Linked DNA regions of Homo sapiens: region 1 is linked to region 2. Evidence: chromatin loops called from intact Hi-C (ENCODE). Cell type or tissue: ovary. All regions are shown on one strand. Each heading gives the region's core, and the rest is flanking DNA. Links, peaks and the distances in the headings are about the cores only.

Region 1 (12,520 bases), core at 3,060-11,059, 440 kb before region 2:
GCAGCCTGGTGTCAGAGTGAGACTCCATCTCAAAAAAAAAAAAAAAAATCCAAGTAAGGTTCAAACATTACAATTGATTGATATTGCTAATCTCTTATTTATTTATTTATTTATTTTTTATTTATTTGAGATGGTGTCTTGCTCTGTCGCCAGGCTGGAGTGCAGTGGCACAATCTTGGTTCACTGCAACCTCCGCCTCCTGGATTCAAGCGATTCTCCTGTCTCAGCCTCCCGAGTAGCTGGGACTACAGGCGGGCGCCACCATGCCTAGCTAATTTTTGTATTTTTAGTAGACATGGGGTTTCACCATGTTGGCCAGGATGGTCTTGATCTCCTGACCTTGTAATCCACCTGCCTCGGCCTCCCAAAGCTCTGGGATTACAGGCATGAGCCACCATGCCTGGCCCCTCTTTTTTATTTTTTAGAGACAGATTCTTACTGTGTCACCCCCGCTGGAGTGCAGTGGTGCAGTAATAGCTCACTGCAGCCTCAAACTCAAGAGCTCATGCAATCCTCCTGCCTCGGCCTCCTGAGTAGCTGGGGCCACAGGTGTGCATCATCATGCCTGGCTAATTTTTAAAAAAACGTTTTGTAGAGACGGGGTCTTACTGTGTTGCCCAGGCTGGTCTCAAACCCCTAGCTTCAAGCCATCCTCCCACTTCAGCCTCCCAAAGTGCTGGGATTATAGGTGTGACCCAATGTGCCCGGCCACCATGGCTGGTTTTAAGTTACCAACATGAGATGATGTAACGTTGATGATGGGAAGAGATGTACAGTGGCACACCATGATACAGTGTCCCCATCATACAGATGAAACAGATATAAATAACTCAAACACACAGATAATGCTAAAATGTAATAGAATAATTAGAAAGTGATGAGTTTTGAGTACTTATTATCTTCACTTTTTTTTTTTTTTTCTTGAGATGGAGTCTCACTCTGTCATCCAGGCTGGAGTGCAGTGGCATGATCTCGGCTCACTGCAACCTCCACCTCCCAGGTTCAAGAGATTCTCCTCCCTCAGCCTCCCGAGTAGCTGAGATTACAGGTGCCTACCACCACACCCAGCTAATTTTTGCATTTTTAGTAGAGACGGGGTTTCACCATGTTGGCCAGGGTGGTCTCAAACTCCCAACCTCAGGTGATCCACCTGCCTTGGCCTCCTAAAGTGCTGGGATTACAAGCTTGAGCCACCACATCCGGCCTGGATATGCTGTATTTACCAACTAATAGGCATTTCTTTTATTTCCATTTTTTGGCTGTTGTAAACAATACAACGAAATTTTTGAAGACTTAACAATCAGTTCTCACAAGCTGGTATGGGCTGGCTCCAGCACAACCCTGCACACAGCGGCTGTTTCTGAACCAAGAAAAAACAGGCAGATTCATGCTCAGAAGAAAATACCAAGAACAATTCCCTTTTTTTTTCTTTTCTTCTGAGATGGAGTCTTGCTGTGTCCCCCAGACTGGAGTTCAGTGGCGCAATCTTGGATCACTGCGAACTCCACCTCCCGGGTTGTAGTGATTCTCCTGCCTCAGCCTCCCCAGTAGCTGGGACTACAAGCCTGCACCACCACGCCTAGCTAATTTTTGTATTTTTAGTAGAGACAGGGTTTTGCCATGTTGGCCAGGCTGATCTACAAACTCCTAACCTCAGATGATCCACCCACCTCAGCCTCCCGAGTAGCTGGGATTATAGGCATGAGTCACTGCACCCGGCCGCCAAGAATAATTCTCATAGGGCTAGAGAATCTCCCTAGCATTGAGTACCAAGCTGTTAAAACCTGGAGATTTGTCTTCCAGAGCCTCATTGTGAATGGGCGAAAAGAGGGATCTTGAAAGGCATCCACTAAAGGCACAGAAGGGCACACACAGCAGGGCAGGCACTGGCTAGGGAACCAGAGAGACCCAGCTCTGCCACGTTCTGGCTATGGGACTATGAGCAAGTCACTTCACCTTTCTGAGCCTCCACTTTCTCTTCTATAAAATGAGGCTGACTGGCCAGGTGTGGTGGCTCACACCTATAATCCCGGCATTTTGGGAGGCCAAAACGGATGGATCACCTAAGGTCAAGAGTTCGAGACCAGCCTAGCCACATGGCGAAGCCCCGTCTCTACTAAAAATACAGAAATTAGCTGGGCATGGTGGCGCATGCCTGTAATCCCAGCTATTCGGGAGGCTGAGGCAGGAGAATCACTTGAACCCAGGGGGTGGAGGTTGCAGTGAGCCCAGATCACACCACTTCACTCCAGCCTGGGTGAAAGAATGAGACTCTGTCTCAAAAAACAAAAAACCAGAAATGAGGCTGATTATACTGCCTACCCTAAAGGGTTGCTCTGAGCATTAAGTGGAATAACCATGCACAAAGTGCTAGGCACTTGTCTGAATTAGAGGAAGCATTTGATAACTACTAACTCCTAATATGGTCCTATCGTGTCCCTCCACTGATCCAGGACAGAATGATGGGGAACAACAGTATCTCCCTTGATTGGTCCCTTTCTCTGTCATGGCGCATTGTGGTGCCATCCTGACCCCACAGTGTGGCCAAAATTGGGCAATGAGTAAACAAATGCCCCAGAGGTGGTTGTTGTGCTCACTGAAGTCTCATGTCCAGGATGCCTCCGGGCTGCCAACTATGGGGAAGGAAGTGGTGAGAACACAGGCCATTCAGCAGCTCATTCACTTTGCAGACTTGCCTGCCCCATGGATAAACATGGTTGATAAAGACAAACAATGGCGATTGTTATTTGAAACATCCAAGGCAGAGAGAGCAAAACAATAATGTCTCTGAAAACTTTGAGGGTTTCTGGAAAGAGCTCTGGATTTGCAGCCAAGATTCCCTGTGACAGACCCTGGGTGACTTTGCTTTTTTTTTTTTTTTTTGAGACGGAGTTTCGCTCTGGTTGCCCAGGCAGGAATGCAATGGCATGATCTTGGCTCACCGCAACCACCACCTCCCGGGTTCAAGTGATTCTCCTGCCTCAACCTCCTGAGTAGCTGGGATTACAAGCATGCGCCACCATGCCTGGCTAATTTTGTATTTTTAGTAGTGACGGGGTTTCTCCATGTTGGTCAGGCTAGTCTCGAATTCCCGACCTCAGGTGATCCACCCACCTTGGCCTCCCAAAGTGCTGGGATTACAGGCATGAGCCACTGCGCCCGGTCTGAGATTTACTTCTAGCCAATACACTATGATATTGTTGTTGGATGCAATGGTTCACGCCTGTAATCCCAGCGCTTTGGGAAGCCAAGGCAAGAGGATCATTTGAGGCCAGGAGTTCGAGGTTACAGTGAGCTACTATTGCATCACTGCACTCTAGCCTGGGTGACAGAGTGAAACCCTGTCTCTAAAGAAAAAAAATAGAATATGACATTGCTAATATAATTAAGGTCAGAAACTGGGCTGGGCACAGTGGCTCACATCTGTAATCCTAGCACTTTGGGAAGCTGAGGCAAGTGAATCACTTGAACCCAGGAGTTTGAGACCAGCCTGGGCAATATAGCAAGACCCCAAGTCTACAGAAAATACAAAAATACAGGTGTGGTGGTGCACACCTGTAGTCTCAGCTACTTGGGAGGCTGAGGTGGGAGGATCGCTTGAGTCCAGAAGGCAGAGGCTGCAGTTAGCCAAGATCCCATCACTGCACTCCAGCCTGGGCAACAGAGTGAGACTCTCTGTTTTTTTCTTGTTTGTTTGTTTGTTTGTTTTTGGTTGTTTGTTTTTTTGAGACGGAGTTTCTTGTTGCCCAGGCTGGAGTGCAATGGCGTGATCTTGGCTCACAACCTCTGCCTCCCGGGTTCAAGCGATTCTCCTGCTTCAGCCCCCCGAGTAGCTGGGATTACAGGCATGTGCCACCACGCCCGGCTAATTTTGTATTTTTAGTAGAGATGGGGTTTCTCCATGTTGGTCATGCTGGTCTCAAACCCTCGATCTCAGGTGATTCTCCCGCCTGTACCTTCCAAAGTACTAGCATTACAGGCATGAGCCACCGCGCCCGGCCAAGTTATGATACTGGTTTGGCTGCTGTGACAAAGGTCAAACTAATAGGGGCTAAAATGAGATAAAGGTTTGTTTTTCTCTTAAGTCACCTCCATCCAGGACTGATAGGCCAGTTCCGCAGTGTCAGAGATTCAGGCTGATACATCCTAGTCCACAGTGGCTACTCCAGGCTGCGGTGGCTCACACCTGTAATCTCAGCACTTTGGGAGGCCAAGGCGGGCAGATCACTTGAGATCAGCAGTTCAGACCAGCCTGGCTAACATGGTGAAACCCCATCTCTACTAAAAATATAAAAAAATTAGCCTGGCGTGGTGGCGGGCACCTGTAATCCCAGATACTAGGGAGGCTGAGGCCTGAAAATCGCTTGAACCCAAGAGGTGGAGGTTGCAGTGAGCTGAGATTGTGCCACTGCACTCCAGCCTGGATGATGGAGTAAGGCTCTGTCTCAAAAAAATTTTTTTAAAAGGGCTACTGCAGCTGGGCGCAGTGGCTCTCACCTGTAATCCCAGCACTTTGGGAGGCTGAGGCAGGCAGATCACTTGAGGTCAGGAGTTTGAGACCAGCCTGGCCAACATGGTGAAACCCCGTTTCTACTAAAAATACAAAAATTAGCCGGGTGTGGTGGTGCACACCTATAATCCCAGCTACTCAGAAGGCTGAGGCAGGAGAATTGCTTGAACCAGGGAGGCAGAGATTGCAGTGAGGCAAGATTGCGCCACTGCACTCTACTCTGGATGACAGAGACTTTGTCTCCAAAAAAAAAAAAAAAAAGGGCTACTTCAGTACCCACCATCACACTAACAATCCAGCCAGCAGGAAGTAAAAATGGAGAGCATGCTTGTTTCTTTTAAGGCCACGACCTAGAAGTTGGACGTGTCACTTTGCTCACATTCTATGAGCCAGAGTTTAATCAAGTGGCAAACACGGTCTCCTCTGAGTGCTCAGGTAACACACAGGGACCTAGTACTGAAGAAAGAAGAGGAGAATGGCTATCAGGGGAAAGTTAGAATTCACTGCCACAAGCTGAAGGAAGAAAATCTCAGGCAGAAGGAATTACAATTGCATGCACACACAGGCTTTCAGAGCAAATGATACTTGAGCTGGGTATTAAAGATGTTTGGAGTGAGCTGGGTGGAGAGGGCAGCCTGGGTAGAAGCAAGGAGACCAGAAAGATGCCAGTGTCTGGAGACAAGAAGCCCAGTGTGCCTGGAGCACTGACAGCAACACAAATCTTGAGATGCAGCTGCCACCCTCCCTGTGTTATAGGTAAATAAAGCTCAGAGAGGTTCAGAAACTTGGCCAGGATCACAGGCTGGACTCTGTGAGGCTCAGGTGTAGTCAGGATTCAACTGATGAGGTCAAGAATCAAACCCAGGCTTATAGGATGCCTGCAGGCTTACAGTTTTTCTCTGCTCAGTAGGATTTTGGGTTTTGTTTTGTTCTCTGCATAAAATCACTAGTTCTCAGTCCTGGCTGCACATTATAAACACCTGAGAAGGTTTTTTTGTTTTTTTAGTATCCAGGTTGGTCATAGTGGCTCATGCCTGTGATCCCAGTGCTTTGGAAGGCTGACTTGGGAGGACTGCTTGAGGCCAGGAGTTTGAGACCAGCCTGGGCAATATAGTGAGACCCCAGTCTCTTAAAAAAAAAAAAAAAAAAAACTAGCTAGGTATGGTGGCATGCACCTGTAGTCCCAGCTACTCAGGAGACTGACGCAAGAGGATTGCTTGAGCCCAGGAGTTCGAGGCGGCAGTGATCCATGATCTTGCCACTGCACTTCAGCCTGGGCAACAGAGTGAGACCATGTCTTAAAATAAAAAAAAAAAGTCAGTGGGGTGGGCCACACCCCCCAGACCCATTGAACCAGGCTTTCTGGACATGGGGCCCAGCCATCAGTATTTTTTTTTAAAGTTCCCCACCTAATACCAACATGCAGTCAGGTTTGAGATCCTCCTATATCCGAGATCATGTTCTGGTGACCCCAGATTCCTTATTCCTACTGCCCAGATGGATGTGATTTCGTCATACCTCTTAATGCGAGTACCAGAAGATTCTAGAAGTTGGGGGAGGAGGCTTGCAGAATCCAAAGCAGAACAGCCCGTGTTCGCTCTGCTCCAGCACGAGGCCTGGGTGATTTATTCCCACGTCTTGCTGTCCCATTTGCAAGAAAAGGAACTCAGAGTATCTCCCTCCGCTGGTTTGCTCACTACGACTCCCACCAGGTGAGAAACAGGAGCCGGACTTGGCATGGGGGCAGGCAGGCAGCTGCTGCCGCCGCCTCCTCCTCCCGGGAGCTCAGTCCCAAAGTGGTCCAGCCTGCTTCCCTCCCACCCCTGCAGGCGGCAGATGGAGCTCGCGTCCTCCGCACGCACCGTCGTCGCCCCCAGCCGGCCCTGTGCTGGCAGAGAGGGGAGAGGGGACGCCAATGGGAAGAACAGCTCCCCCACTGCTGGGTGCGCCCGGATTAATTCTGTAGCCTGGGAAACGCAAAGGGTCTCCAGGGCTCTCCTCGCTTGGAGTCACTTTTTCCCTTTAACATCCAAATCCGGGAGCTCCAGTCCCCATCTCAGGACTCCCACCTGAAACTGAAGGCCTAGGGGGCGGTGTGGCTCATGCCTGTGATGCCAGCACTTTGGGAGGCTGAAGTGGGAAGATCGCTTGAGGCCAGGAGTTGGAGACCAGCCTGGGCAACACAGCGAGACCCCTGTCTCTCCAAAAATAAATTAAATTTTTTTTTTTTAGACAGTTTCGCCCTTGTTGCCCAGGCTGGAGTGCAATGGCATGATCTCGGCTCACCACAACCTCCGCCTCCCGGGTTCAAGTGATTCTCCTGCCTCAGCCTCCCAGGTAGCTGGGATTACAGGCATGCACCACCACGCCCAGCTAATTTTTGTATTTTTAGTAGAGACGGGGTTTCTCCATGTTGGTCTGGCTGGTCTCGAACTCCCGACCTCAGGTGATCCTGCTGCCTCGGCCTCCCAAAGTGCTGGGATTCCAGGCATGAGCCACTGCGCTCACTTTCTGTGCACTGTAGGCTGTTTAGCAGCACCCCTACCCTCAGCCAGCCAGATGCCAGGAGCATCCTGCCACCCTCCCCCTATTTATGACACCAAAAATGTCTCCAGACACAGCCAAATGTCCACTGGGAGAGGGAAGAATCACTCCTCCTTTGCCCGTCATCCCTATTTGAGGACTTCTGACCTGAAGAAGGAGGCTCTTAGCTGTGAGTAATTATGGACCACAGCGGCTGGGAAAACCAAGCTTGTGAATTCTGAATCTGGATTTCTTTCAAAGTAAGGCCCCCAAAGCGTGTTGTTTGCTGATCTAGAGAAACCCTGCACGAAACAAATTCTTACCTGACCCTGAAGCTTTCTGGGGTTTTGTTTGTTTATATTTTAATGCTGTGAGAATAAAATAGATGTTTATATGAAAATTTAAATTGTTTGGTTGGGCGAAGTGGCTCACGCCTGTAATCCCAGCACTTTGGGAGGCCAAGGCGGGTGGATCACCTGAGGTCAGGAGTTCGAGACCTGGTGAAACCCCGTCTCTACTAAAAATACAAAAATTAGCTGGGCGTGGTGGTGGGTGCCTATAATCCCAGCTACTCTGGAGGCTGAGGCAGGAGAATCACTTGAACCCGGGAGGCGGAGGTTGCAATGAGCCGAGATGGAGCCACTGCACTCCAGCCTGAGCAACAAGGCGAGACTGTGTCTCAAAAAAACAAATAAATAAATAATTTTTTAAAAAGTAAAGTGTTAACACATTCCCTAGTCCACAACAAGTGTCAAATAAAAAATAAAAATAGGCCGGGCATCGTGGCTCATGCCTGTAATCCCAACATTTTGGGAGGCTAAGACAGGAGGATCGACAGAGCTCAGGAGTTCAAGACCAGCCTGGACAACATAGTGAGACCCAGCCTCTACAGAAAAATTTAAAAATTAGCCAGGCATGGTGGCATACATCTGTAGTCCCAGCTACTTGGGAGCCTAAGGTGGGAGGATCGCTTGAGCCCAGGACGTTGAGGCTGCAGTGAGCCATGTTCATGCCACTTCACTCCAGCGTGAGTGACACAGCAAGACGTGTCTCAAAAACATAAAATAAAATAAAAATAATAAATAAGAAAGTGTCAGCCAGGTATGGTGGCTCATGCTTGCAATCCCAGCACTTTGGAAGGCTGAAGCGGGTGGACTGCTTGAGCTCGGGAGTTTGATACAAGAGTGGGCAACATAGTGAGGCCTTGTCTCAAATAATAACAATAATAAAGTGGCCAGGAGCAGTGGCTCATGCCTGTAATCCCAGCACTTTGGGAGGCCGAGGCGGGCAGATCACCTGAGGTCAGGAGTTCAAGACCAGCCTGGCCAACATGGTGAAACCTCGTCTCTACTAAAAATAGCCAAGTGTGGTGGTGGGCACCTTTAATCCCAGCTATTCGGGAGGCTGAGGCAGGAAAATCGCTTGAACCTGGGAGGTAGAGGTTGCAGTGAGCCGAGATCACGCCACTGCACTCCAGCCCGGGCAACAGAGTGAGACTCCGTCTCAAAAAAATAAATATAATAAAATAAAGTGTGACGCAAAAATGATGAGTTTTTTTGAAGTGAAACAAAACAGGTAGCATTTAGTTTCCCTTCTGAGCTAAGCACTGCATGGCACGATCATGGATCAGGATTTGGTTGTCACCTCTGCATCAAATTAGTGTCTTCGAAAGGTGCACTAAACTGTCCCTTTGATCCAATAATTGCCTTCTGCTGTAGTGATGCCACTACACTTCAGCCTAAACTTTTAGTTTAGTTCTCTGCTGGAACTAAAAGCCACTCACTGTTAACTCCTTCAGCCTAAAGAAAAATGTCATTTTGTCAGAACTGAAGTTCAGGAGATGATGACTTGCTGAGACTTTAAGTGTTAACTTGGACATTGTTCTCCCGGATTTGGGCTGAGGATAACATCTGTATCCCCTTCTCAACTTAGTTCCTTTTATCTGACAGCAGACAGCCTACACTCTCATCTTTCCATTTTCACCTTGAATTCCTAGAAACAACTAAACTCAAGTACAATGACTATCAAATGCATTGACTGGCGGGGCACGGTCCCTCACACCTGCAATCCCAGCACTTCGGGAGGCCAAGGCAGGTGGATCATTTGAGGTCAGGAGTTCGAGACCAGCCTGGCCGACATGGTGAAACCCCGTCTCCACTAAAAAGACACAAATTAGCCAGGTGTGGTGGTGCATGCCTATAAGCCCCACTACTCGGGAGGCTGAGGCAGGAGAATCATTTGAACCTGGGAGGCGGAGGTTGCAGTGAGCCGAGATCACGCCACTGCCCTCCAGCCTAGGTGACAGAACAAGATTCCATCTCAAAAACTAAAACTGAAAACATTCAATGACTGTCTCTTTTTTTGGCAATTGTCCTGTCTTCCTTTTAAGTGGTTTGAGGTGACTCTTTTTTATTTATTTATTTATTTATTTATTTATTTATTTATTTTTTATTTATTTTAACTTGCTTGCTCTAGGTCATCGTATTTCAGGAAGAAATCTCTGTGGATCCCTTTGGGGATGTGAATAAGTAAGCATGTGAATTGTTGAAATTTAGGCTGAACCATATGAAATTGACTTTTTATGGATCAAAAATACACGAATACAGCTTGGGCAACACTTCAGTGAGACCCCGTCTCTACAAAAAGTAAAAAAAATAAAAATAAATAAAAATAAAGCTTGAACCCAGCTCTTCCATCGACTTGGCATGGTAGTGTGCACCTGTAGTCCCAGCTACTCAGGAGGCTAATGTGGAAGGATGGCTTGAGTCCAGGAGTTCAAGGCTGCAGTGAACTGTGATCATGCCACTGCACTCCAGCCTGGGTGACAAAGCAAGCCTCTGTCTCAAAAAAAAAAAAAAAAAAAAAAAAAGCTGAGTATCAGCCAGTCGCAGTGGTTCACACCTGTAATCCTAGCACTTTAGGAAGCCAAAGTGGAAGGATAACTTGAGCCCAGGAGTTGGAGACCAGCCTGGGCAACATAGCAAGGTCCCATATCTTTTTTTTTTTTTTGAGACAGAGTTTCGCTCTTTTTGCCCAGGCTGGAGTGCAATGGCACAATCTCAGCTCACCGTAACCTCTGCCTCCGGGGTTCAAGCCATTCTCCTGCCTCAGCCTCCCGAGTAGCTGGGATTACAGTCGCCTGCCACCATGCCCGGCTAATTTTTTGTATTTTTAGTAGAGACGGGGTTTCATCATGTTGGCCAGGATGGTCTCGATCTCATGACCTCGTGATCTGCCCGCCTCGGCCTCCCAAAGTGCTGGGATTACAGGCGTCAGCCACCGCGCCTGGCCAAGTTCTCATATCTTAAAAAAATAATAAATAAATTAGCCTGGTGTGGTGGTGCTCCTGTAGTCCAGCTACTCGGGAGGCTGGGGTGGGAGAATCTAGCTCGGGAGTTAGAGGTTGCAGTGAGCTATGATCGCACCACTGCACTCCAGCCTGGGCAACAAAGTGAGACCCTGTCTCAAAGGAAAAAAAAAACAGCGAGAGAGAAAACAAGATTCCTTTAAGAGCTAATAAGGCCGGACACATGTAATTGATAAAGATCACGGACCCCTGTGGTTATTCAGCGCCAGCATGCTTTAGAAAGAGGCGTGTGAGGGAGTCATCCGTTCTTCTGGGTTCTCTCTCCTGCTTGCCGGGTGGGGTGCAGTGTCCACCCGGACCCAGCTCCAGAATCTCCGCTGAGCTACTTCTTTCTCCCCGTGGCCACTAGAGGGTGCGAGGACCGCAAGCAGGGGCTGAATCTGAGCCCAGCCGGGGTCAGGGCCCTGAGCTATGGCTGGTGATTTGGCGCTGGAAGGCCCTCCCTGCGCCCCTAGGGAAGGAACAACAGGCTCAGAAACCCAGGACTGCGGTGGACACCCCCACCTCTGAGCCAGCCGCACGTTCTGGAGTGCGTGGGTGCGATGGCAGTCCCCAGGAGTCCCGTGGGAATGAGCACACTGCTGGGGGGCGGGGGCTTTGCTCCCCGTCAGTTCTGCATTTCTGAGCCTTGATCCCACTGGCCCGTTGAAACCCTCTCGACCCCTCTTCAGACAGTCTGGCTGTGTCTGAAAGTGCACAGGTACATTATGGGCTAGAATAACCCTGTAATGGATCGGGCCGTGCTTCCTGTACAAGTCTTGGTTTTCACTTACTGTAAGTAATCCTGCTCCCTTTTCCGATGGGGTAAAAGGGAAGGAGCATAGCTATGAGTTCGCTTAAGCCAGCACAGCGGTGGGCAAGGGAGACAAAGCTGCGGCTGGGACCAACCAAGGCCTCTGAGAAATGATATCATGAACCCGGTGGGGAGGTGGCAGTGGGACGTGCACAGAGCTTGGGGCTCCAGATGCAGACCTGGGTTCAAACTCAGCTCCTCCATCCACCAGCAGGCTTAGGATCTCCCCTCTCAGAGCCTCCGTTTCTTCGTCTTGACGGTACAGGCTCACACCTGTAAGCCAAGGGCTTTGGGAGGCCAAGGCAGGAGGATTGCTTGAGGCCAAGAGTTCAAGACCAGCCTGGGCAACATAGTGAGAACCACACCCCCCCCCCGCCCCCACCCTTGTCTCTACAAAATATTTTAAAATTAGCCAGGTATGGTGGTGTGTGCCTGTCATCCCAGCTACTTAGGAGGCTGAGGGGGAGAACTGCTTGAGCCCAAGAGGTCCGCGGCTGAAGTGAGCTATGATCGCACCACTGCACTCTAGCCTGAGCGACAGAGCCAGATCCTGTCTCTAAAAAAAAGAAAAGAAAAAGTGGGGGTAATATGCAGGACAATGAGTGACTTGAATGAGACAATAGTTCCCCAGCACCCACCATGGTAGCCCTCAACTCATGGCCACTAAAATAGGACAGTGGCTTGGTTACGATGGTTGCAAAATAAATTCAGCTCCAACATGTAGTGGTTTGAAACGACCATGTCATTACGTCTCTGGTTCTGTGGGCGCACTGGGCTGAGATGAACCATTCCATTGCTGATCTCACTGGGGGTCTCTCACGCTGTCACAGCCTGACAGGCTAGAGTCCTCTGGAGGCTCCACAGGATGCTGGGAAGGCTGCCTCCTCTCACTCCCGCGCTGCTGCGGGGCACTGCCTCCACACGTGGCCTCCCCGACAGGGTTGCTGAGCTTCATGCACTGCATTTTGGGATTCCCAAAAGTACAAAAATGGATCTGCCCCAGTCCTCTTAAATCTTGGGTCTGGAGCCCACGCAGCACCACATCTGGCATCATGCATTGGTGAGTCGCAGGCAGCTTGGATTCAGTGTGGGAGGGGACAACTCCAGAGAGCCAGCACCAGAGATGTAGTTCCCAGGGGCCCATTGCTAGGGACTAGACACCGGAGATGACGTATCAGTGACCTAGGGCTGCCGTAACAGATTACCACCAACTTGCTGGCTTAAAATAACACACATTTATCATCTTACCGTTCGGGAGGTCAGAAGTTCAAAACGGGTCTCACTGGGCTGAAATCAGGGTAGAAAGGCTGTATTTCCTTTCTGGAGG
Region 2 (12,520 bases), core at 1,505-9,504:
TTGTTTACACCTCTGCTTGGGCAGCCTGTGAGGTGCCCTTGCTGGGTCTCATTGTATTGTGGTCTCAGATGACCTCGTCTGATGTCGGAGTTCCAAGAGATTATATCCAGCAGAACACCGCAGTCTAGCTATGAGCGCCATGCCAGTTCCCAGAAGCTGGAAACTGTTTCTTTCTTTCTCTCCATCACAGGAGTTCATTAGAGGCTTGTTGATGAATGGGAATCAGGTCTCCCGGCCTGAGAGATCTGTGTTTGGTTGTAACAGGCTTTCCACATTACCAAAAGGTTTACAAGATTTCATGCATATTATTTCATTTAGATAGCCCAATACCAAGCTGAGAAACAATAACAATGAACACTTGTATTAGGTTTATGATGTGACAAGCACCATTTTAAGAAGTTTGTCCATTTTACCTCTTCCTCAGTACACAATCCTGTAAAGTGCATACTCTTAGTATTCCCATTTAGCTGATGAGAAAACTGAGGCTTGAAGGTTATAAAGTAACTTGCCTACAGACCCTCAGCTGGAAGTGATAGGGCTGACATTGGAACCCTGGTGAGCATAGGTGGCAGGTGTTGCATCATTGTTTACTGAAACAATAAACGGAGAAGTGTGGTGACCAGTTGTCCTGGTTTATCCTGCCTGGTCCCTGTAGACACCTATGGTCATGGTAGATAATTTAATACAGTTGATGATTGTTTGATTCTCAAAAGTGTGATTTGGATGGTCAATCATACGGGTACTCTGTCAACATGCGTGCAAGAGAGGAACTGTCTGCGACTTATTTATTTTTGTCTTCATACCAGTGCTCAGTGTGGAGCTAGACTCACAGCAGACACTCTTAATATGTTTGCTGAATTTAATAAGTTCTAGATCAGTGGGCAGGTGTTTTTACTCTTATTTTGCCAATGAGGCTCAGAGTGGTCCAGTCATTTGTCCAAAGTCACACAGCTTGTATGTCACAGACTCTTTTTCAGTGGTCTTTTGACTGTAACCCCTCACTCTGAAACTACATATCCACCACTTCCCAAGTAACCCAGCCCCCACAAAATTGGTGATGATGATTATTTTCATCATATCCACATTCCAAAGGGGACTATCTTCCCCAAGTGCATTCAGAGATGTGGCTAGCGATGGGAGCATTTCTAAGTAGAACAGAACTTGGAATCAATATTCATGTTCCAAAGCCACAATCCTGGGAAAAAAATGTAGCAAAGAATAGGGCACACACACAAAGAAAGCTAAACCAAATTTCAGCAGGAGATTTTATAGCTCTCTCCTGGGTGGCTTGCTCTTACCCAGGCGTTTAATCGAATGTGGACATCAAGGCAGCTTGCAGCACGACTGGGAAACTCACATGGGGCTGCCATGGCTGCACCAACTCTGGGAAACCTCATTAATTTCTGAACGAGAAATGATTTCCTTTCTTGGCCACAGTCTGAGATGATGGTGTGTGGGGGGATGGATTTTAAAGGACTAGGTTTTTGCATGAGCTGTGGTACTTCCCTGCCCAAGACTTTTCCCTGAAAAAGAAAGAAAGAAAGAAAGAAAGAAGGAAGGAAGGAAAGAAAGAAAGAAAGAAAGAAGGAAAGACCACAGGTCTCATCCCCTGTAATCACATTTTATCACAGGACAGCCTTGGGAGGAAGTTCAGTCTTGTTTTCTTGACTCACCAAAGTTAGTGCCAATTGAGGGACTGAAGGCAAAACATTTTGGTCAGAGTGGAGGTCACGGACCAAGTTATGATTATCACCATCATCTTTATTATTGATAGAGTTATGATTTATTTAGTGCCTGCTCTACGGGACGCAACACTGCACATCTTACTACATTGCCCCGTGTTGCCCAATGATCTTTACAAGTATTATTCTCATGATAATTCTGTGAGCCGTATACTTTTACCTCCATTTCATAAGAAGTGGAAATGGAGGTTCTGAGTAATTAAATGACATGCCCAGGACCCCACAGTCAGCCTGAATTAGAGTGCAAATAATCCGGCTCTGACGTCTATATTCTTCATCGCCATGAGGTCATCTATTGGGCTCCCTCAGTTTTTTTCTTATTTCCTAGAAACTGACATAGTTTCCTGCCTGAGAGCCACACTGTCTAGCTCAAAATTCACTCATTCACTCACTCATTCATTCACTACATTGTCAACACATATCTCTTCAGCACTTACCATGTCCCAGAACAGAACCTCTGCTAGAAACTCAGGGATACAATTGTGCACAGGGAAATAAGATCCTCTTTGCCAAAGAGCTCATGTTCTGTCAGGTGAGACATAAAAGTGACTCAGATGCCCTCAACACTAGGTAATAAATGCCTGTCCCTATGGGGTGCTGAGGGGGCACAGAGGAAGGGCACTTGACTGGGTGGACAGTGGTGAATGCAGTGTAAGGAAAGACTTCCCAGAACAAATGATGCTTAGCCTGCACTGAAGGATAGGAAAGTATTTATTTTCATACCTATCCTATTGCCAAAAGGATTTAAAGATGCTTGGCACCCAGCTCATAGTAAACAACCAATACACATTTGGTAAATGAAGGATGGATAAAAAAAAAACTTTGCACTTGTTTCCCTTTTTTCTTTGGCTGCTGGGAAGCTCAGAGTCAAATAGTGACAGAGGTATAGACCCTGAAACCTTAGACTTCCTCCTCCTCCATTCACCCCTCATCATGGGTCTTGACTTTCTTGTCATTCGTCTTTTCCACTTGCTGATTTTACAAGTTGTATTATTATTTATCTTTGACTGTTTGGGCTTGGGAGTTCTCTAGAAATGGCCCCAGATCCTACTAGAGAGGAGGCAAGAGAAATACATTCAATGCAGGGACTGTTCTCCAGGTGGATCCGTTTGGCTCTGCAACCCGGGGGCAGCATGTCTCCCTTCACTTTGGTTATCACACACATCACGTGGTCTTCAAGCCCTGAGATTAACAGTGTCCCCGTTAGTTCTCTCAATGCCCAAAGCCCTTCATCCACACAGTCCCTGCTCCCCCAAAAAGCTTTTTCCCATCCAAAAAGCTTGCATGATGCAATCAAGGTGCTGGCAAAAACTTTAAACAAAACAAAACCCAGAAAGCTTGCATGAGGCTCCTCCTTGTGGTGACAAATATGTTCTTGTAGAGAACGGGGCCGGCACTCCAGTCAGTGAAGCCAGCCTTGGGAGAAGGATAACTTCCAAATGATCAGCAAGTGCTGTCCCCAAAATGCCATGCTAAGGACCACAGGGGTTTTTAGATCTCTTAAGGTCCCACGGCTGTGGAGGCAGAGCCAAGGCCCAAACCACTGCCAGCCATCCCCCAATCCCAAGTTCTTCCTAACACCCTGGCTCTTGTAATGAATAATTAATGATGCGTGTGATCATCTGCATTGCGGCTTCTCTCTTGTTAGAAACCAGCTCTGGCCAGGCACAGTGGCTCACACCTGTAATGCCAGCACTTTGGGAGGCCAAGGCAGGAGGATCGCTTGGGCCCAGGAGTTTGAGACCAGTCTGGGCAACATATCAAGACTTCATCTTTACCAAAAATAAAAAAATTAGCTGGGTGTGGTTGTGCACACTTGCAGTACCAGCTACTTGGGCAGCTTAGGTGAAAGGTTTCCTTAAGCCCAGGAGGTTGAGGCTGCAGTGAGCCATGGTCGTGCCACTGTACTTCAGCCTGAGTGACAGAGCAAGACCCTGTCTCAAAAACAAAACAAACAACAAGAACAAAGCACACAGCCTTGCACGAGATGAGCCTCAACCACTGTTGTCATGGTCATCATCATCATCAGAAACAGTAGAAGTAATCGTCGTAGGGGCAGTGACAGTGTGGATTTTCCCCAGCTCTAGTAGGTGCTCGGGAAGTGTTTGTTGATTGAATGAAGGATGTTAGTAACTGTCCTCTGCCTGGTATCCTCTCTGTCTCTTCTAAGCCATGCATGGGACATTTGTGATTCTGCTGCCGCTCAGCCTGATCCTGATGGTTTTTGGGGGGATGACGGGGTTTCTGAGCTTCCTCCTCCAAGCCTACCTCCTCCTCCTGCTCACTGGAATTCTCTTCCTCTTTGGAGGTAGGTGCCCACCCTGCCTAGGGCTCTGGCTTGTGGTCTGGGGGTTGGGCAATGGGTACTGTGTATGAACCCTCAGCAAACGAGGGGGATCCCAGGGCCTCGTGGGGTTCAGTTTCCCCTTCTGGGATATCAGTTGGAAGAGATGAGTGGTTTCCAGCCCAGAATCACTTAGTCTCTGGTTCCAAGACAGGAGCAGTGCAGAGGGAGCAGCTTCCAAGAATCCTTTTCATTACTTCACCAAAGAAGCCGCATGTATTACCTTTGCCCAAACTCGTGATAGCTTCAAGCTTTAGGGCTGTGAGCTGGCAGGAGACCCTCGCTCCAGCCACCCTCGCTCTATTCTGCTGATCAGCCATTCTGATAGATACTGCTTTGATCGACTAAAAAACGGGCATGACCAGGCACAGAAAGACAAACACCTCATGATCTTTCTATGTAGAATCTAGAAGAGTCAAATTCACAGAAAGAGAGAATGGAACAGGCTGGGGGTGGGGGCAGGGGAGGGTGGGGAGATGTTGGTCAAAGAACACACAATTTCAGCTGAAAAGAAGGAAGTTCAGTGATCTATTGGGCGTCATGGTGACAGCAGTTAACAACAGCCTATTGTGTTCTTGAAAATCGCTGAGAGTAGATTTTAGTTCTCACCACACACAAAAGAAATGCTAAGTATGTGAGGCCGTGCCTGTGTTGAATAGTTTGACCGAGCCACTCCACAGTGTACACACACATATCAAATCCTCATGCTGTGTACCGTAAATACATACAATTTTTACTTGTCAATTAAACAGCAGCACACACAAAAACAAGATGAAACAAAACAACAGGTGGACAGACAATGGCTAGGTTAACACCACTGGTTGGTTTAGTGGACCAGAGGTTTTGAAAAATGGGACCTGGCACGTGGCTGGCTGCCTTAAAGGCTGTCTGTATCCCTGTGTATTTGAAATGTTCCTTTTAAAAAAAAAAAAAAGCAGTGATGACATGCTCCCTTGGAATCCACAGAGGAAAAAAAACAAAAGGGATGTCTGGAGGTGAAAATATTGCAAAGTTCTCATCTCCTCTAACCACTCACTATTATTATTACTATTAGCATTAATAGTTCACCCAGTGACAAATTCTCGAAACCAGCACTGCCTGGTAGAAGTTTCTGTGATGGTGGAGAAGTTCCCTAATCCATGCCGAGCATCGGGAGCTGCAAACCAGGCCAGGGCAGTGAGTGCTGATGGGGGACTGAGCTGTTAACTTCATTTAGATTAGTTAACTTAAATTTAAATAGCCATGTGTAACTGGTCAGTGGCTATCGTACTGGACCATGTGGCTCAAATCTAATATCTGTGGAGAACCACCGTGGGCCAGGCACCGTTCTCGGTGCTGGGGAATTGAAAATGAGCAAAACCAACAGGAGCATGTCTGCCCTCTGGACACTCACAGGCCACTGGGGGAGACAGATGTTAGTTAAATAATTACACAAACATGCCTGCAATCCCAGCACGTTAGGAGGCAGAGACAGGCGGATCACTTGAGGTCAGGAGTTTGAGACCAGTCTGGCCAATATGGTGAAACCCTGTCTCTACTAAAAATACAAACATTAGCCGGGCGCGGTGGCGGGCATCTGTATTCCCAGCTACTCAGGAGGCTGAGGCAGGAGAATAGCTTGAACCCGGGAGGTGGAGGTTGCAGCAAGCTGAGATCGCAGCAAGCTGAGATCGCACCGCTGCACTCCAGCCTGGGCGACAGAGCGAGACTCTGTCTAAAAAAAAATTACACAAAAGAATGCAAAGTTGCAATTGTGACCTGGGCAGTGATGGGCAGCTGTATGGTGCTGTGGAATCACTGCTCAGGCAAGTCCAGGAATCGAAGCGTGAGCTGCCATGTGTGGGAAGGGTAGGAGTTGCCGATGACAGGCAGAGAAGCAGGGGTGAATGCACCCAGCGGGGAGACTAGCACGCGCAAAGGTCCCGCAGCAGGAAGGAGCGAGGACGCTGGACGCTGAGCAGCGTGGCTGGGCAGGGCGAGGAGGAGGAGGGGAGTGCTGGGGCGGGGTGGGGGATTGATCTGCTCTCCCTTTGCCCTCCCTGCAGCCATGGTGACCCTCGCTGGGATCAGCGTCTACATAGCGTATTCAGCCGCCGCCTTCCGGGAGGCGCTGTGTCTCTTGGAGGAGAAGGCCCTCCTGGACCAGGTGGACATCAGCTTCGGCTGGTCCCTGGCCCTGGGCTGGATCAGCTTCATCGCCGAGCTGCTCACCGGGGCAGCCTTCCTGGCAGCAGCCCGCGAGCTCAGCCTGAGACGGAGGCAGGACCAGGCCATATGAGCCTGGGCGCTGGGTCGTGGAGGGGAGGGAGGGGCTTGGCCCCGGAGCTTCACCGACCGATCTCCATCGGCTGCGGCCTCTTCTTCCTCAAAGGCCACTCGGGGAGGCCAGGCACCCCCCTCCTTCCCCCACAAATCCCCGCGGACTAAGCTTGGGGCCTGGCTGTTATCCTAGTACCTGTGTGCTTATGTCCGTGTGTGTCCGTGTGGCCTGGAGGAGCCCGAGGGAGTGCCAAACCGCTTCGCGAGAAATAAAAACGATCCTTTAATCACACACAGAGCTTTACAGATTGCAAAGTCCTCACGCCCCCTCCGACTTCATTTCCTCCTCACCCATGTCCCTTGGATCAGCTCCTTGGTGGGTCTGGGAAAGGGAGAGGGTGCCCTACCTCCTGGGCCCTGTAATGCGTTCAGCTCTCTCTGGGGAGCTCTGGCCTGGAGTTCCTTTTGCTCTAAAATAACTCTGGCATGACATGGGCTTTCTACGGGGTCAGGTTAGGTCTACAATATGAAGCTGCGAGACTCCCAAGGGGTTGGCCAATTGATAGAGCACTCTTCAAGACTAATCATACCTTTTCCGTCCTCCCCCAGAAAAATCCATCCCTCCTTTCATCCTGGTGTTCTGCCCCTGGGAATGGGCTCCCCATCCGGGTCCCCTGGGGCAGTGCTGTTCACATTTAGCGCGCCCCAGACTCTATGGGCTTGTTGATACTCTCGGGCTGATGCCACCCCCAGGGTGTCTGAGCCAGGAGGCCTGGGTGAAGCCCAAAAACTCACATTTCTAAGTGGCTTCCAGGCGATGCCGAGGCTTCTGGCCCAGAGCCACTGTTTGCATAAATGCCGAGGTGGGGCGTTTATTAAGTGACAGAGAAGGGTTGTCATCTTGCTGCTCTTAGAATCACCTGGGTATCTTCCAAAAATCCTGCTGCTGTCTACATCCTTGATCTGATATTCTCTAGGGCTGGTGTCCAGGCATCAGTGTTTTTTAAGAGCTCTCCAGCCTATTCTAACCCAAAACCATGGCTGAGATTCTGTTCCTGCAAGATTCCAAGTCATGAGATGTAGGGGAGGGCCCGAGGAGCCTTTGGCTTAGGAAACTCTGGGAGGTGCTGATGGTTTGGGGAATACTGGTGTGGATTAAAAGATGACAACACGATTATCAACAATATGGCATCATCGTCTTCATCATGACATCATCATCACCATGACGTCAACACTGTCATCATCATAGCTGACACCCACTGAGTACTTTCTATGCACCTGTGCTATTCTCCATGCCAGTCGGTCAGTCAGTCATTCAACAAACATCATGACATCATCACCACCATGCCATGACATCACCACCACAACGACATGACACCACCATGACATCAGCATTGTCATCATTATAGCTGACATCCACATCTATGCACCTGTGCTATTCTCCACGCCAGTCGGTCAGTCAGTCATTCAACAAACACTCAAAGGAAGGCCAGTACACACCAGCAACTGGGGGGGCAATGACTCCTCCAGACCCAGACCTTGCTCTCTGGGGTGCCACATGATTGAGGAGAGAGAGGCATATGAAATACGTAGCCCGTGGTGAGGACTAGGAGATAAGCAAAGCAGGGTACAGATGAGGAAACTGAGGCACTGGCAGGTTAACATAACTGGACTAAGGGCATAAGGAGAGAAAGGGACGCAACTGGGAGTAAACTTCAGAACTGCCTGATCCCAAGATGGTCCTCCCCCTACTTCCACCAACGCCTGCACTTCTTTACTGGCTGTCTGCTCCTTTCAGGACGTTGCTGCGACGTCCCTGTCTAATCCGGAAAGGCGCAAAAGGAGTGGGTTACTCACATGGCCACATGGGGCTAAATGAGCGCTGTTGGAAAATCAGTTACAATGCTGGGGAAAACAAAGTTTTTGCAAAGTGAGGGCAACCATGCTACCGAAAGGGCGGTCTCTGCTTCCACCTGCTGGTCGTATTGTGGAACTGCTCCAGAGGCAGGATTTGATCCCCAAATTCGTCAAGAGACACGTTTTCAGCCCTCCTAGCGCCCAAGTGCTGGATTAAATACTGCAGGGCCAGAGTTCTCAGCTGGGGCGATTCTCTCCCCCACCTGACATTTGGCAGTGTTTGGAGACAGTTTTGGTTGTTCTTAGTGCGTGTGGGGAGTGGTATTACCGGCAGCTCCAGTGGGAAGAGGCCAGGGATGCTCCTCGCATCCTATGATGCTCAGGACATCTGGTCCCACACGTCCACCTTGGGACATGCTGAGACACTCTGCTAAGCGAGCAATAATGGACAATAACAAACCAAAACATGTGTGCACCTCAGGAACTGACAACACAGAATAAGCTCATTCATTCGCCCATCCATTCATGCATTTGATAAATGCTTGCCAGATACCTACAGTGTCAGAGACTGTTCCAGGGCCTGGGGACACATTCATGGGGGTGGCCAAGAAAATCTCCACCCTTCCTAGCTCACATGGGAACAGATGATAAACCCATGAACCAATAATCTATCTGAGAGATTCAGACAGTGATTAGTGTTATGAAGAAAACAAAACAGGGTGATGAGGCCGGGCGCCATGGCTCATGCCTGTAATCCCAGCACTTTGGGATGCCAAGACAGGCAGGTCACCTGAGGTCAGGAGTTCGAAACTAGCCTGGCCAACATGGTGAAACCCCATCTCTACTAAAAATACAAAAAAAAAAAAAATAGCCAGCTGTGGTAACACGCGCCTGTAATCCCAGCTACTTGGGAGGCTAAGGCAGGAGAATCACTTGAACCCAGGAGGTGGAGGTTACAGTGAGCCGAGATCGCACCATTGCGCTCCAGCCTGGGTGACAGAGTGAGACTCCATCTCAAAAAAAAAAAAAAAAAAAAACCAGGGTGATGGGATGAAAGGTGTCTGGTAGAGATGTGACTCCAGGAAGGACAATTAGAAAGGGCTTCTTGGAGGAGGTGACATTGTGCTGAGACCCGCATGAAGAACCTGTAGGTAGGGAAACTGCAGACCAGGCAGGTGACAGCAGACGCAAAGGCCCTGAGGTGGGAAGAAGCTTCTGTGTTAGAGGGAAATGAAGAGGGAGGGTTGATGGAGAGAAATAGGAGGTGAAGGTAGAGGCAGGGAGAGAGAAGGCAGTGGGCGATGCCCATGGCCCGTGGTAAGGAGGTGCTGATGATTAAGTGGGGTTGGGATGCTGTTCCATTCTGTTCTGTTCTGTTCTATCCTGATCCATTCTGATCTGTTCTATTCTGATCCATTCTGTTGTGTTCTGATCCATTCTGATCTGTTCTATTCTGATCCATTCTGTTGTGTTCTGATCCATTCTGATCTGTTCTCTTCTATTCTGATCCATCATTCTATTCTGACCTGTTCTGTTCTATTCTGATTTTTTTTTTTTTGAGACTGCGTCTAGCTCTGTCACCCAGGCTGGGGTGCAATGGCTCAATCTCGGCTCACTCCAACCTCTGCCTCCCAGGTGCAAGTGATTCTCCTGCCTCAGCCTCCCCAGTAGCTGGGACTACAGGCACGCACCACCATGCACCATGCCTGGCTAATTTTTTGTATTTTTAGTAGAAATGCGGTTTTACAGTGTTAGCCAGGATGGTCTCGATCTCCTGAGCTCATGATCCACCTACCTTGGCCTCCCAAAGTGCTGGGATTACAGGCGTGAGCCACCGTGCCTGGCCCGATCCATTCTGTTTCGATCTGTCCTGCCGTATTTTAATCCATTGGATTGGTTCTGTTCTATTCTGATCCATTTTGTTCTGATCTGTTCTGTTCCATTCTGTCTTGTCCTCTCCTCTTCTATTTTCTTATTCCACTTGGACTCTCTCTTGAGAGTGATATGCCTTTAAGACAGTGGTTCTCAACCCTGGCTCTACATTAGCATCACGTGGGGGTCCTATTTAAAAAACAACCAGTTGCTAGCACTGGGGCCCCAATGGAGCCAAATGCAATCAGACCCTCGAGGGCGGACCTGGGCATTGTTATGTTCACAAAGTTCCCCAGGTGATTCTGCTGTGCAGGGGAGGTAAGAACCACTGCTCTAAGACCCTTAGGTCTGTTGTGTGAACGGACCGGCCTGCAGGGGTGAGAGTGGTTGCAGGAAGTACAGGGAGGGGCCTCCCAGGGCCAGATGAGAGGAGAAAGAACTCGGAGCAGGTGGAGGTGTGGTCAGATCCAGGTGTGCTGGACTAACCGGGGGTTAGAGGAGGGGATTTATACTCATGAGAAGGTAAACAGGAGGAGGAAGTGGGACTACGGCGCGTGTCCCTTTGCTGGGGAGGCTCAGCCACGATTTGTCCCCTCAGGTCCAGACCTGGCTGGAACCCCTGGCAAACAACTGGCCGCTCTCTTTCTCTCAGAGAAGGCGCTCTATCTGGCAAAGAAGATCCATTCATTTATTCACTCATTCATTTATTCACTTGCCACCCACCCATCCATTCATTTACTCACTCATTGCTTCACTTATTTATATATTCATGCACGCATTCAGTCTTTGTTCATTCATAAGTTCACTTGCTTATACCTGTCCCATGCTTCATTCATTCACTCACTTATTCATTTATTCATACATTTTCCCATTAATCAATTCACTCATCCATCCATGCATCCATCCACCCATCCATCATTATCCATCCATTTGCTTACCCACTCACTCACTCACTTATTCACTCAGTCATTAATTTACTCATTCACTCACTCACTCATTCACTCACTCACTCACTCATTCACTCACTCATTCACTCACTCATGTATTCACTCAGTCACTTATTTACTCATTCACTCACTCACTCTTTCACTCCCTCACTCACTCATTCACTCACCCATTCCCTCACTCACTCATTCCCTCACTCAGTCACTCATTCACTCATTCACTCACTCACTCATTCACTCCCTCCCTCCCTCATTCATTCACTCACTCATTCACTCACTCATTCCCTCCATCACTCACTCACTCATTCACTCACTCATTTACTCACTAATTCACTCACTCACTCATTTACTCATTCACTCACTCATTCACTCATTCCCTCCCTCCCTCACTCACTCATTTACTCACTCATTCACTCACTCACTCATTCACTCACTCATTCACTCATTCCCTCCCTCCCTCACTCACTCATTTACTCACTCATTCACTCACTCACTCATTCACTCACTCATTCCCTCCCTCCGTCACTCACTCATTTACTCACTCACTCATTCACTCACTCACTCATTCCCTGACTCATTCACTCATTCCCTCCCTCCGTCACTCACTCATTTACTCACTCATTCACTCATTCATTCCCTCCGTCCCTCCCTCACTCATTTACTCACTCACTCATTCCCTCCCTCCCTCACTCACTCATTTACTCACTCACTCATTCACTCACTCACTCATTCCCTCACTCATTCACTGACTCATTCACTCACTGACTCATTCTCTCACTGACTCATTCTCTAACTCACTCATTCACTTATTTCATCACTCATTCACTTATTTCATCACTCATTCACTTATTTCATCACTCATTCACTCACTCACTCATTCACTAACTCACTCATTCACTAACTCACTCATTCACCCACTCACTCATTCATGCACTCACTCACTCATTTACTCACTCATTCACTAACTCATTCACTCACTCATTCACTAACTCACTCATTCACTTACTTATTTCCTCACTCATTCACTCACTCACTCATTCATGCACTCACTCACTCATTTACTCATTCACTCACTCATTCAGTCACTCATTTACTCATTCACATACTCATTCACTCACTCATTCCCTCCCGCCCTCCCTCACTCACTCATTCACTCATTCACTCACTCATTTACTTACTCGTTCACTCACTCATTTACTCATTCCCTCACTCACTCATTCATTCACTCACTAATTCACTCACTCACTCATTCACTCATTCCCTCCCTCCCTCCCTCCCTCCCTCACTCATTCACTCACTCACTCATTCCCTCCCTCCCTCACTCATTTACTCACTCAGTCATTCACTCACTCATTCCCTCACTTATTCACTGACTCATTCATTCACTCACTGACTCATTCACTCACTCACTCATTCACTAACTCACTCATTCACTTACTCATTCACTTACTTATTCGCTCACTCATTCACTCACTCATTTACTCATTCACTCACTCATTCAG

What was found. Peaks named below come from ENCODE experiments on the same cell type or tissue, not always from the same donor. Only the 100,000 strongest peaks of a DNase experiment are listed, where the experiment ranks them.
Region 1: it touches region 2 in a loop (2.5-fold over the local background); 28 of 110 quality-filtered maps call a loop at or near these places.

The regions. Positions count from the first base shown.
Region 1 is chr16:9,007,180-9,019,699 of GRCh38, reverse strand. No RefSeq gene overlaps it. Among named protein-coding and RNA genes, the nearest start is that of USP7, 50 kb to the right of the region's middle. RefSeq lists a silencer at 3,894-4,188 and enhancers at 10,585-10,634, 10,434-11,005. In ovary, for the core only: a CTCF peak has its summit at 10,746 (motif pointing right); DNase peaks (open chromatin) are centred at 6,288 and 10,739.
Region 2 is chr16:8,563,617-8,576,136 of GRCh38, reverse strand. TMEM114 (transmembrane protein 114) reads left to right here. Exons shown (of 4, transcript NM_001146336.2): 3 at 3,913-4,050; 4 at 6,132-6,637. The coding sequence ends at 6,364. Among named protein-coding and RNA genes, the nearest start is that of TMEM114, 21 kb to the left of the region's middle. In ovary, for the core only: a CTCF peak has its summit at 8,328 (motif pointing left); DNase peaks (open chromatin) are centred at 6,326 and 8,276.